2 separate regions of the Mus musculus genome follow, and region 2 is linked to region 1. Evidence: chromatin contacts called from ENCODE Hi-C data. All regions are on one chromosome and are shown on one strand. Each heading gives the region's core, a stretch centred on a gene start or an enhancer-like site at or near the end of the contact. The rest is flanking DNA. Distances are from core to core; before and after follow the strand shown. Region 1 holds the start of Tnfsf14 (tumor necrosis factor (ligand) superfamily, member 14). Region 2 holds the start of Man2a1 (mannosidase 2, alpha 1).

Evidence for each region. A loop is a pair of places that touch in the nucleus more often than their neighbours do.
Region 2: a loop to region 1 is called in a map of regulatory T cell, with 9 times the contacts of the local background. The contact joins the promoter of Man2a1 here to the promoter of Tnfsf14 in region 1. A Hi-C loop is called at or near these places in 2 of 37 maps with a recorded cell type or tissue (T-helper 1 cell and regulatory T cell).

What each region holds. Positions count from the first base shown.
Region 1 is chr17:57,191,816-57,197,131 of GRCm38, forward strand. It overlaps Tnfsf14 (tumor necrosis factor (ligand) superfamily, member 14), which reads right to left and starts at 2,366. Exons shown (of 4, transcript NM_019418.3): 1 at 2,042-2,366; 2 at 1,088-1,124; 3 at 744-785. The coding sequence starts at 2,254.
Region 2 is chr17:64,598,443-64,603,758 of GRCm38, forward strand. It overlaps Man2a1 (mannosidase 2, alpha 1), which reads left to right and starts at 3,207. Exons shown (of 22, transcript NM_008549.2): 1 at 3,207-3,428. The coding sequence starts at 3,294.

The DNA.
Region 1 (5,316 bases), core at 1,116-3,615:
ACATCATGTTTCAAAAATAGTTTTTAATTACAGCATACTTTATGTGTATTCTTGTTAGTTTCTTACTTGTTAAATTATAAATTAAACTGTCTATGCCAAAAGAAAAACCAGTATATACAGCTGGGTGTAGTGGCCCACGTCGTTAATTCCTGTTAATTCCAGTACTCAGGACAGAGGCAGGTCTACCCAGGCAGCCCAAGCTACACAGAGAGACCCTGTCTCCAAAACCAAAACCAACCAACCAATCAACCAACCAACCAACCAACCAACCAACCAACCAAACAAACAAACAAATATAAACTGTGGTAGGTCTGAGTCCCAACATCTTCTGAGGCCTCCAAGGACCTTGGGATGTGTCCCCATGACTAGCAGGGTGAAGAGTTGACTTTACATGGCTCCCTGTGGCTCTTCTCTGGGCTGTTTTTTAGTAAACACTGAGAAAAAAAAAAGTGACCGGCAAGATGGCGCAGAGAGTAAAGGTACTTAGAGCCAAGCCTGATGGCTGAGATCAGTACACGGAGGCCAAAAGGTGGAAGGAAAGAATCGTTCCCCTGAGAGTTTTCTGACCTCTACACTATGGCATGCACATGTGCAATAATAAATGAATAAAAAGAAGTAAATGTCAAAAAAAATTTAAAGACACACTAAATGAATGCATAAACGAGTGCTCTAACTTATAAAGATCTGAGTCTCCCAGGACATGCTAAACCCCATTCCGTGTGAAGATCTGGGGTCCCTCTCACCTGTAAGATGTGCTGCTGGGTTGGCCTGGTGAGATCGTTGATCTGAGGAAGAGAGTCAAAGGTTAGAGACAAAAAGAGGATTGTGTGTGTGTGTGTGTGTGTGTATGTGTGTGTGTGCACGCATGTCTCAGTGTGTGTGTACCCGAAGTTTCTCACACATCAATTGAGGCTACCTGTGTCAGGCTCTGTCCCTTTTGGACCCAGATTTCTGCTTCTCTGGCCCTGGGGGAGGGGCACCTGCGAGGCCTACAATGTGACACTGGGTGATGACCCAGAGTTGGTGTGGGGAGGTGCTGAGCGGAAACCATTCCACCTGCTTCAAAGGGACTGGGGCCCAAACTCACCTTGTATCAGCTTCTCCCAGGAGCCTTTGCCTCCATCCTGAAATGCAGACAGGGATGTTTGGTAAGGACATGCCGCTCCGAGTCTCACTGGTATGTGGTGATGAGACTGTCTGGCCATGGCCACAGACACCACCCATGGACATGTATGCAGAGCCACACATGCACATATCACATACATACACACAGATGCAGGGGGAGGGGCACACACCTAATTAGATCTGTTGTATTTCCAAGATAGGCTCTCATGTAGCCCAGTCTGGCCTCAGACTTGCTAAATAGCCTAGGATGACCTTGAACTCCCTCAGTCTTCTGCCTCCCCTGCCCAAGTGCTGGGATGAGGAATTAACTAGTCAAGTCGAGTGTCTGAAATGCTTGAGACTAGAATTGTTTCGGAACTGTTTTCGAGGTTTTTGGATAGTTGAGGGCCGGTGAGAGGGCTCAGGCGGTAAAAGTGCTTGCTGCCAAGCCTGGCTACCTGAGTTCAGTCCCTAGGACCCTCCACAAAGGAAGGCACAGAGAAGTGATTCCATAGAGGTGTTCCACATACATGCTGCGGCACATGCATACTTTTTCATGTCTACACACTAAATAAGTAAATGTAATTAAAAAAAAAAACTTAAAAAGAAAATATAGGCAAAGACTCGGGAGCATACTGTGACACACCCATGGCTTGTCTGAAAGGAACAGTGAGCAAGCACATGAGAGAGCTGCGAGTGAAGCAGGGTGACCATGAAGCCAGTGGTGGACAAAGGTTTGGGCTGGAAACAACAACCGAGTAGGTGAATCCCAAGGAAACTGCCGGGCACTGCACGTGTATCAGATCCTCATGTAAAGATGAGAAGACTGAGGGTCAGAGAGACAGGCTAACCGAAGCCCTGGGTTCTAGCACACAATACACAACCATAAAGGGACAGGTACTGGAGAAGACTCGCTGGTTCCCCAAGCCCCACTTACTGGCAGATGAGCTACTATGTCTCCAAGACGTTGATGCAGTCTCAGGAGAAACCAGCCCTGAGTGGCCAGCCCAGCACCTAGCAGCAGCACCAGGGCCAGGCTGACCTGGACAGTGCCACAGCGCCGTCTCCGGTGGTTCTGTTCCAGCCGCCTGAATGGGATGTCCGTCTGTCCATCCACCACAAACACTGAAGGCTGTACCACACTCTCCATGCCAGAGCAGCTGAGGCTCCGAAGCCCAGGGAAAGGGTTGGCAAGCCTGAGTTCCTCCTCTCCGGAGGAAACCACAATTGCCCAACACGCTCGGGCTGTGCAAACTGCAAAAGGTTCCTGTCACCCCTAGGACTCACTTTAAAGCTGAAGTCTGGTGCCTCCCCTTTCCTCACGTACCTCCTCTTCTTCCTGTGCCCCCAGAAGGCCCAGCCCCCGGTCGATCACTCTCACTGAGGCCACCATAGCTCACACTTTCCAGAAAATGTGACTCAGGTGGGATGGATGGGGCAGCCCCTGCTCCGATGTACTTGGTGGCTTTTGTTTCCCTCAGAGGAGCTTCTGTGGGTTCCATGCAAGCATCTTGCACCGCACCTGCATTTGCACGCGCTGACAAGCAGAGGCCTCTGTGTTTGCTTTAGTCTGTGCATATGGGTGCAGGTGCTTGTACAGATGCACGGTTCGTGGATGTGTGCACACAGGTGTAGATGTTCTGATATGTGTCTGCAAGTGCTGGAACAAGCACACAGGCATTTCCTGATGTGTGTGCAGGTCCATATATGGACACACACACACACACACACTACAGTGTCTATCATCTATTAGCACATGCACACATGAACCTCAGATGTGTTCATATGTGTGTCCACTGGAGACGGTGCTGGGGTAGATTTTCAGATACCACCTTGTCCCCAAATCTTCAGCTTGGACCTTACCCCCATCAGACACCCTCCCAGATACTGAGGACTTGGGGGTTCAGTTAGAAGACTCACCAGCGCCCCTTCTCAATGTCAATGGCCCCCATGCTGTAGTGTTTGTCTTGACACAGGGCTGGCAATGCTGTGACCACAGAACCCCAGTGCTCTGCCACGCTGCTGATTCATGGCTTCTCTAACCAGGGTTCCAGGGGAAGTACTGCTGAGACTCCTGTCCCCCTGCAGGACCCACCCATCCACCTGCCTCAGCAACAGAGCCCTTCAGAGGAAGCCCAGGTCTGTGAGGTGCTGAAGGGATGTGTGCTGTTGACATGAGCTTGTCAACAACTCCAGAGCCTCAGACCCAGAGGGAAACATAGCCTTCTCTTCTGGTCCACGCATGGATGTGCATGTCGCCAGTGTGTGTAGAATGTGTTCACCATCCTCCCCCTTGAGTGCTGACGCATGAACATAGCTCCCTTCCAGGGACAGTTCTTATGGAGACTAACTCAACCTGCCTTCCCCATCCCATTGTGCATATAAACCCTGCCTCCTTGCTTAACTGTATGTAATAAGTTGCCTTTTTCAGTGGTAGGCAATAACCCCACTTCTCCACTCGACTCTATATAATAACGTGCTAAGAGAACTCGTGTGCAGAAGGCCCAGATCACATGACCCCAGGATTCCTGGATGTCTGTGTTTGTCGTTTCTTCATCTCTTTGCTGTTGCCCAACTCAGGTCCATTCCTGGAACTGTGCAAATTACTCAGCAGCCCGGAGTATCTGATACTCCATAGAGGATCTGCCTGGAAGCGTTCTCTAGTCTCTCATGGTCTGTGCTGGCCAGTGTCAATTTGACACAAGCTACATTCATTTTGGAAGAGGAAACTTCAATGGAGAAAACACCCCCAACAGATTGGCTTGTGGGAGGCCGTGCTCACTGTAGACTGGGCCTTCCCTGCACTGGCATTCCTGAGTTCTATAAGAAAGCAGGCTGAACAAGTCATAGGACACAAGCCAGTAAGCAGTGTTCTTCCATAGTCTCTGCATCAGCTCCTGTCTCCAGGTTCCTGTCCTGACCTCCCTCAGTGGATGGGGTGTGACCTGAAAGTGTAAGCTGAGGTTGCTTTTGATCATGCTGTTTTATGACAGCAATAGAAATCCTAGCCAAGACACAAATTGGAATCAGGTGTGGGTTAGGAATAGGAAAGACCTGACTATGGTATTGAGAAGATTGTACGGCCTCTCAACTTTGGACTGGAGAAACTGTTCCATGCAGAGCTCAGTGGGCTGTTCTGTGGGAGCTTGGAAGTTCAAAATGCTGAGAATACGGCAGATGATGGAGGCCTGCCTTGTGAAATTACAGAGGGAAGTTTGAGAGTTTCTTAAAGACCACCAGGATTTCCTGGGTAGGGTAGTACACACCTTTGGGAGGCAGAGGCAGATGGATCTCCTGTGAGATCAAAACCAGCCTATTCTACATAGTGAGTTCCAAGAGAGCAAGAACTATAAAGGGATTCTATTTTAAAACAAAAACAACAACAAGGAGAGCATTGGGGATGTTTGATATTTGAAATGAGATTCTTAGTTCTGCTTAGCTTGTTCTGCAGAACTGGCCGTGATTTAGAAGAGACCTGCATCACTGAGGTGAAATCTGGGGAGTGTTTCCTGAGAGAACCAGTACACAGAAGCTGTGCTGTTAAGGTGAACAAGGTTATCCTCAGATGATGCTGGGTTTGGAAGGATAAGGAGGCCATGGAGAGAAGCTGAGGCATGGCACTGTGTGGGACCAGGAGAGGCTGTTGGTGAAAGTGCAGCCTCCGTGGCAGCAGAAGACCACAGTATTTTGAAGATGCTGGTGTCTTGGGATGATCACCAGCAGCAGCAGCAGCAGCAGCAGCCTTGGGGTGGAGCCAGCCCCAGCCTAGAAGACAAGATGTGAGGGCTGCATAGGGCAGCACCAGAGAAGGCACTCAGGACCTTTGGAGGAGCCCAGAAGATCATGTTTGAATCCCAGACACTGGAAATCGAATTATTTACACAGCTGGTATTTGGTTTTGCTTGTTCAGGTTGTTGACTGTGCCGTGGTTCTTCCCTCTTGAAATAAGGAAGTATTAAGCTTGTTTTCAATGTTATAGGATCCCACAGCTGAGAGGCTAGCTTTTAAAATATTTTAGATTTTAAAGGTTTTTCAACTTTAAACTTTGGAGTTTTAAAGACACTAAATTTTAACCTGTTTGAATTTGTAAAGTGGTGGGACTTTTTTTTTTTTTAAGTTTGCAAAATGTTTAAAAATTTATTTATTTCTATTTTCTGTACATTAGTGTTTTGCTTGCATGTGTGAGGGATTTGGATCCCCTGGAAAATGAAT
Region 2 (5,316 bases), core at 1,957-4,456, 7.4 Mb after region 1:
TTTTTGAGACAGGGTTTCTCTGTGTATCCCTGGCTGTCCTGGAACTCATTTTGTAGACCAGGCTGGCCTCGAACTCAGAAATCCACCTGCCTCTGCCTCCCAAGTGCTGGGAGTAAAGGCGTGTGCCACCGCCCGGCTTATAGTGATGTTTTACTTGCATGTAAGTCTGGGTACAACATGCGGTACTAGTGTTCAAAGAGACCAGAAGGTACTAGAATCCTCTGAGACTGAGGGATGGCCTACTGAGCTGACTGTATGTGGGTACAGGACCCAGGTCCTTTCTTTAGACCAGTGGTTCTCAACCTTCCTAAAACCTCCACCCTTTAATTCAGTTCCTCATGTTGTGGTGACTCCTAGACACATTTTTTTTTTGCTGCTACTTCATAACTATAATTTTATTACTGTTATGAATCATAATGTAAAATATCCGTGTTTCCTGAGACTCTTAGGTGACTCTTGTGAAAGGGAGCCTTCAAAGGGGTGGAGACCATAGATTGTGAACCACTGTTCTAGACAAACAGCCAGTGTCCTTAACCACTAAGCCATCTCTCCAGTCCAAAACGACAAGGGTTTTAAGCAAAGGAAACCTGGTCTGCTTAGCCACAGAATGACACCCTGCTTCGCTTGGCAAGGGAGACTTAGTCTGACTGTACAAGTCTGTGCTGGGGATGGGATGGGTCACAGAGAACAGAACTGCTAGTCCTAGCCTTGGCTAACTCATTCCAAATTTTAGGATTTTATCAATCACAAGTTAACCCATCAACTTTTTAGAGGAAGGAAAAACAAAAACAAAAACAAAAACAAAAAACCTTGCCATGTCTGAGAATTCAATAGTAACAATAAGTTCAGTGGCTCTAAAACCAAAGTAGAACATTTGATCTTCAGTTATAGAATTCTCCTTGCTACAAGAGGAATCGCTTTGATCCTCATACCTTAAGGATAGCTGATAGACAGGGACTTGCCATTTTTCTTATAAGCATTCGCAAGCACTCCAATGCCTACCACCACCATTGTTATTTAGTCACTTTCGTTGATGTCACCTAGTCCCCATGTACTCGCTCCATTGGCACGTCATCAGAATCAACCACAGGTGATGGCTTAATTAACTGTGATGCTCTTCATGACCCAAATTATCATTCTATTTTCCGTTGGCAAGGAGCTTGAGGCGAAAGTCAACCGATCTGACCTTTAAATCCGTCTTTATGGGTCTCTCTTGGGACTACTTCCTGGACACGGAGGGCTTAGTAAAACTAATTCTTAACTTTAATAGGGAGTTAAATAACCAAGAATTTCCTAGCAAGAAGAAAACCAGAAAGACTATAGACAGCAACTGTGGAGAGCAGGGCTTATAGTTACCTCTTGGACTGATAAAGGGCCCCCAAAAGATGGGTTTCCCATCCAGTCAAGGGCTAAGAGACAGACCTTATGGAGACAGCAGTATGGTTAATTGAAGAGCAGGCATCACTCTGATACTGTTCCCGAACTTGCTATACATTGTTAACAGGGTGCCAGGAAAGTATCCACGACCAACACCATTACAGAACTGTTGGCCAGGGGGGAGCTCTGTACTTGAAAAAGTCAGGAATGCTAGGAGAAACTGCTTATCAGATGTACTAGAACCAGGAAGCAAGTTCCTTTATTTCCTGTAATGTCTCTTCAGCACCCTCTACTGACACAGTGTCCCAGAAGGGTGAAGAGAAACCTCCTTAAAAGGCCCAGATTCATTTTCACAGAGTAGTGGAAAAGGGCGAATTTGGAGCTTGAGACCATAATTCAATAGTGGGTACAGGCATTTCTTAGATCCCCCTCTTACTAGATTTTGTCGCCAGATGTCTACATCTGCCTACAAGAGGCTTTGTCAGCCTCCCTTTTCCCCTGGTTTCACCAGGATGTCGCCAAAAGCAAGAGGAAAAGATGAGTCCTTTTTAGGCTCCTCAGATTTCTTGTCTACCTCCCCTTCCAGCCCTGCACAGACCCTTCCAAGGCAGGCTGATCTGGGCGTTCCAGGATAGAAGACGCGACAAGAGGATGGAATCTGGGGAATGAACCACTGTCGCTCTGGACCTTAGGCTGCTGGAGCCCTGGAGGCACCTCTCTGCTGGCCTCAATTCCTGCAAAGCCGCCTCCCTTGTCACTGAAGCCTCTTGAGGTCTTCCTACTGTCAGGGCCCAGTGAGGCAGGCGCTGGGCGGGCCTGGCGGGCGGCGCGCTGTGATTGGGCGCCAGGGGGCCCGCCCCCTCATCCCGGCGCGTCGGGAGGGGGCGGGGCCAGCCGGCTGCCCAGCTCCAGGGCTGCGGGCGCCTATTGACCCAACGGCCGCTGCGCCGCCGCCGCTGCCGCCGCCGCCGTCTCCTCCGGCTCGTGGCGGGCGGTACAGGAGCGCCGAGTGGCGCTGGGGAACCGGCTCTTCCTTTCGCGGCTGCCGCCGCCATCTCCGCGTTCTCGGGGCGGGAAGGAGGGGGTGCTCCACGGCTGCAGCTGGAGCGGGCTCCTCTCCGGGGACGGTCCTCTCCTCCTCCCTCGGCTTGCCTCCTCCCGGCGCTGCCCGCCCCCTGCGCCCTCCGCGTGCAGCCCGGGCCCGCGAGGGGGAAGGTAGGGGCGGCGGGGGCCGGGAGAGGCCGGGGATCGGACGCACACGCCGAGGAAAGTCCTGGATTGCAGCGCTCCGGCGCACAGGGTGCACCCGGGTCGGGCCCCCGCAGTAGCCGCGGCAGGAAGGGGTTCTTCGGCGGGCACGCGGGGGCGGTGTGGCGGGGGTGGGCCTGGGTGTCCCGGCGCTAAGTTGTGGGGCACGGCGCCTCCAGGTCCAGTTCCTTCTTCCGCGCGCTCCTTGCTCCCAGCGCCGCACACTCGGCCCCGGAGCCGCGGAACCCGCGCGTTCTCTGGGCGCGGAGGACACGCCTGCCCTTGTCGAGAAAACTTTTCCTGCCGACTCAGTCGTGCCGGCCCGTGGCAGGAAGTCGGGCAGAGACCTCTCCTCTGACTGCTCCGACCGCCCTACCGGGTAGCGCTATCCTGCAGGAAAGCAAGTTTGTGGGGACCTTTGCCTTGCTCTCCAGGAGTCTGCCTTGCAGGGACGGCCGGCCTTGGGGAGGGCAGCGGGCCAGGGCGTAGGCCGAGGGCGCGTGGTGGCTCCGGAGACGAGGTGCGGAGCGCAGCCGGGACCCGCGCCGTAGCGCGCGAAGGGTGTGCGGCCGGGAGCAGGGAGCCCTCGGCGATCGCCGGCTGGAGTCCTCAGTCTTCTGCCTCCTTCGGGTGAGGACCGCGTCCTGGCCCCGAGTCCATCGAGGAAAATGAAGTTAAGTCGCCAGTTCACCGTGTTTGGCAGCGCGATCTTCTGCGTCGTAATCTTCTCACTCTACCTGATGCTGGACAGGGGTCACTTGGACTACCCTCGGGGCCCGCGCCAGGAGGGCTCCTTTCCGCAGGTAAGCACCTGGTGGCGGGCGCAAGCTGGAGGGCTGGTCCCGGGGCTCGCACTTCTCGGCACCGGGGCAGGGTGAGGCCGCACCCGACGACCGGCAGAGCCTCATCCGGCTTGCTGAGGTTTCGGACCGCTGAGTTTGCAAAGTGCTGGGCGTCATGCGGTGGCAGCCTTGGCACCGGGCAAAAGAGGACATATTCCCACATTTGCACCCGGGCCTGTGGAAGTGGGCTCGGCCACCTGCTGGTGGGGAACCGGTGTGAGTGTCGCCCCTAAGCTAGCTCAGGGTTAAAGCTGCCAGAGGCCGCCCAGATCCCTGAACGCACCGAGGCGCGGAAATTGATTAAACACAGCCCACCTAGGCAGATTTCTGTTTCTGACCCCTTTCCCTTTCACTGTCTCTTAAGAGATAAAAAAGTTTATTTCCTGTTGCAGCCCTTTGAGATATGGATAGTAGGGTTGATTTTAGTGTCGTCATGCTTCAGCTGTTACCTCGGGTTGGTTTGGAGCAGAGTGGGGAAGCGCCTGTTATTCTCTCACTGGAAGCTGTGCGGCGCTCAGTTCTCTGCGGGGTGGTCCAGCTGGCAGAGGAGTTGAACAAACGACCCACCCGAAGTCTTTCAGGAAAAGTTACTAGCAAATAACAAGAAATGGATGCAATAGGTTCTGTGTGGGAGGTGACCACGTAGCAATTGAGAGTGGCCTTTACGGCTTTTCTCTGTTGACACACATACATTTTAGTAGAAGCAGATGTGTGGAGAAATCCGAAGAATCCAAGTGTTGACAAGCTAACAACTAGTTGACCAGAGCAATCTACAACCTACCCGAATAAGGCTGATGTTTTGCCTTTTTTTTTCTTTTAATATGACAGTTTAAATGACTGGAAATAGCCCTTGCCATTTCTTCTGATATGCCAGGGTCAATGGCTTGGTGGGAATTTAATGAAATCGGAACGAGGACTTGCGGATTCTGTCATTAGTACACAGCACTAGAAGTATTTTTTTCTTTTAGAAGTGTGGAAATAAAAAGCTGGCCACAGACAGATGTTTCCAAATGTTTACAGCTTCTGCTTCCCCTATAGAGCACAGAGAGAAAATATATAACACATGCTCTCTGCTGCCTTTAAATTTTGAACTTGGGAGTTTGCACCGGCCTTGTGCAAAGGCTGGAGTAAACTGGCAGCCAGGGCCCGGGAGATCTGAGCTTTGTCCCACATGCTCTCTAATTTTGGAGTTAAATGTACCTTTCTCCCCCCAACCCCATTTTCAGAGTTTTCTCTTTGCACGAAATATATAAATGGAACTCCTCTTGCCCAGTGACGTCTTAATAGTGTCCTCTAGCTTTGGCTGGGTGATCGCTTGAACATGATTTATGCGAACATCTGCATGGGGTTCTCTGGCAACCTTGACATTTCCCTCTGTTTCTAAAGCAGCGAGTGACTCATTCTGTTACTGAGACATCTCAGGCAGTTGGTTCTCCCATTTTCGTATGAACCCCCAGCTCACTGAGAAGTTGAGGGTTTGCCTAGAGTGTACAGCATTTGGCAGAGCGGTGGTGGTGACCTTAGGAAGTGGTGCGTTGTCTGTTCCGAGAGAGAGAGAGAGAGAGAGAGAGAGAGAGAGAGAGAGAGAGAGAGAGGTGGGGGGGGCTTGGGAGTGGCATCCTCTGTGCTTTATCTGGACTTCATTGTAGAGAGAAGGTTTAGAATAGGTGGGCCACTGAATCTCCCAGTAGCTAAACTCCATAAGCCCTCTTCGTAAGTCTCACGTGTTTGACCATTAACTTCATGTGATGAACCTATCTCCCCAGCTACTGCTCAGTTGGTGGGAAACTGAGGCTTGGGAGCTTCCTGAGCCCAAGGTCGCTTAGGCAAAGTCTGGGACTTGAACAGG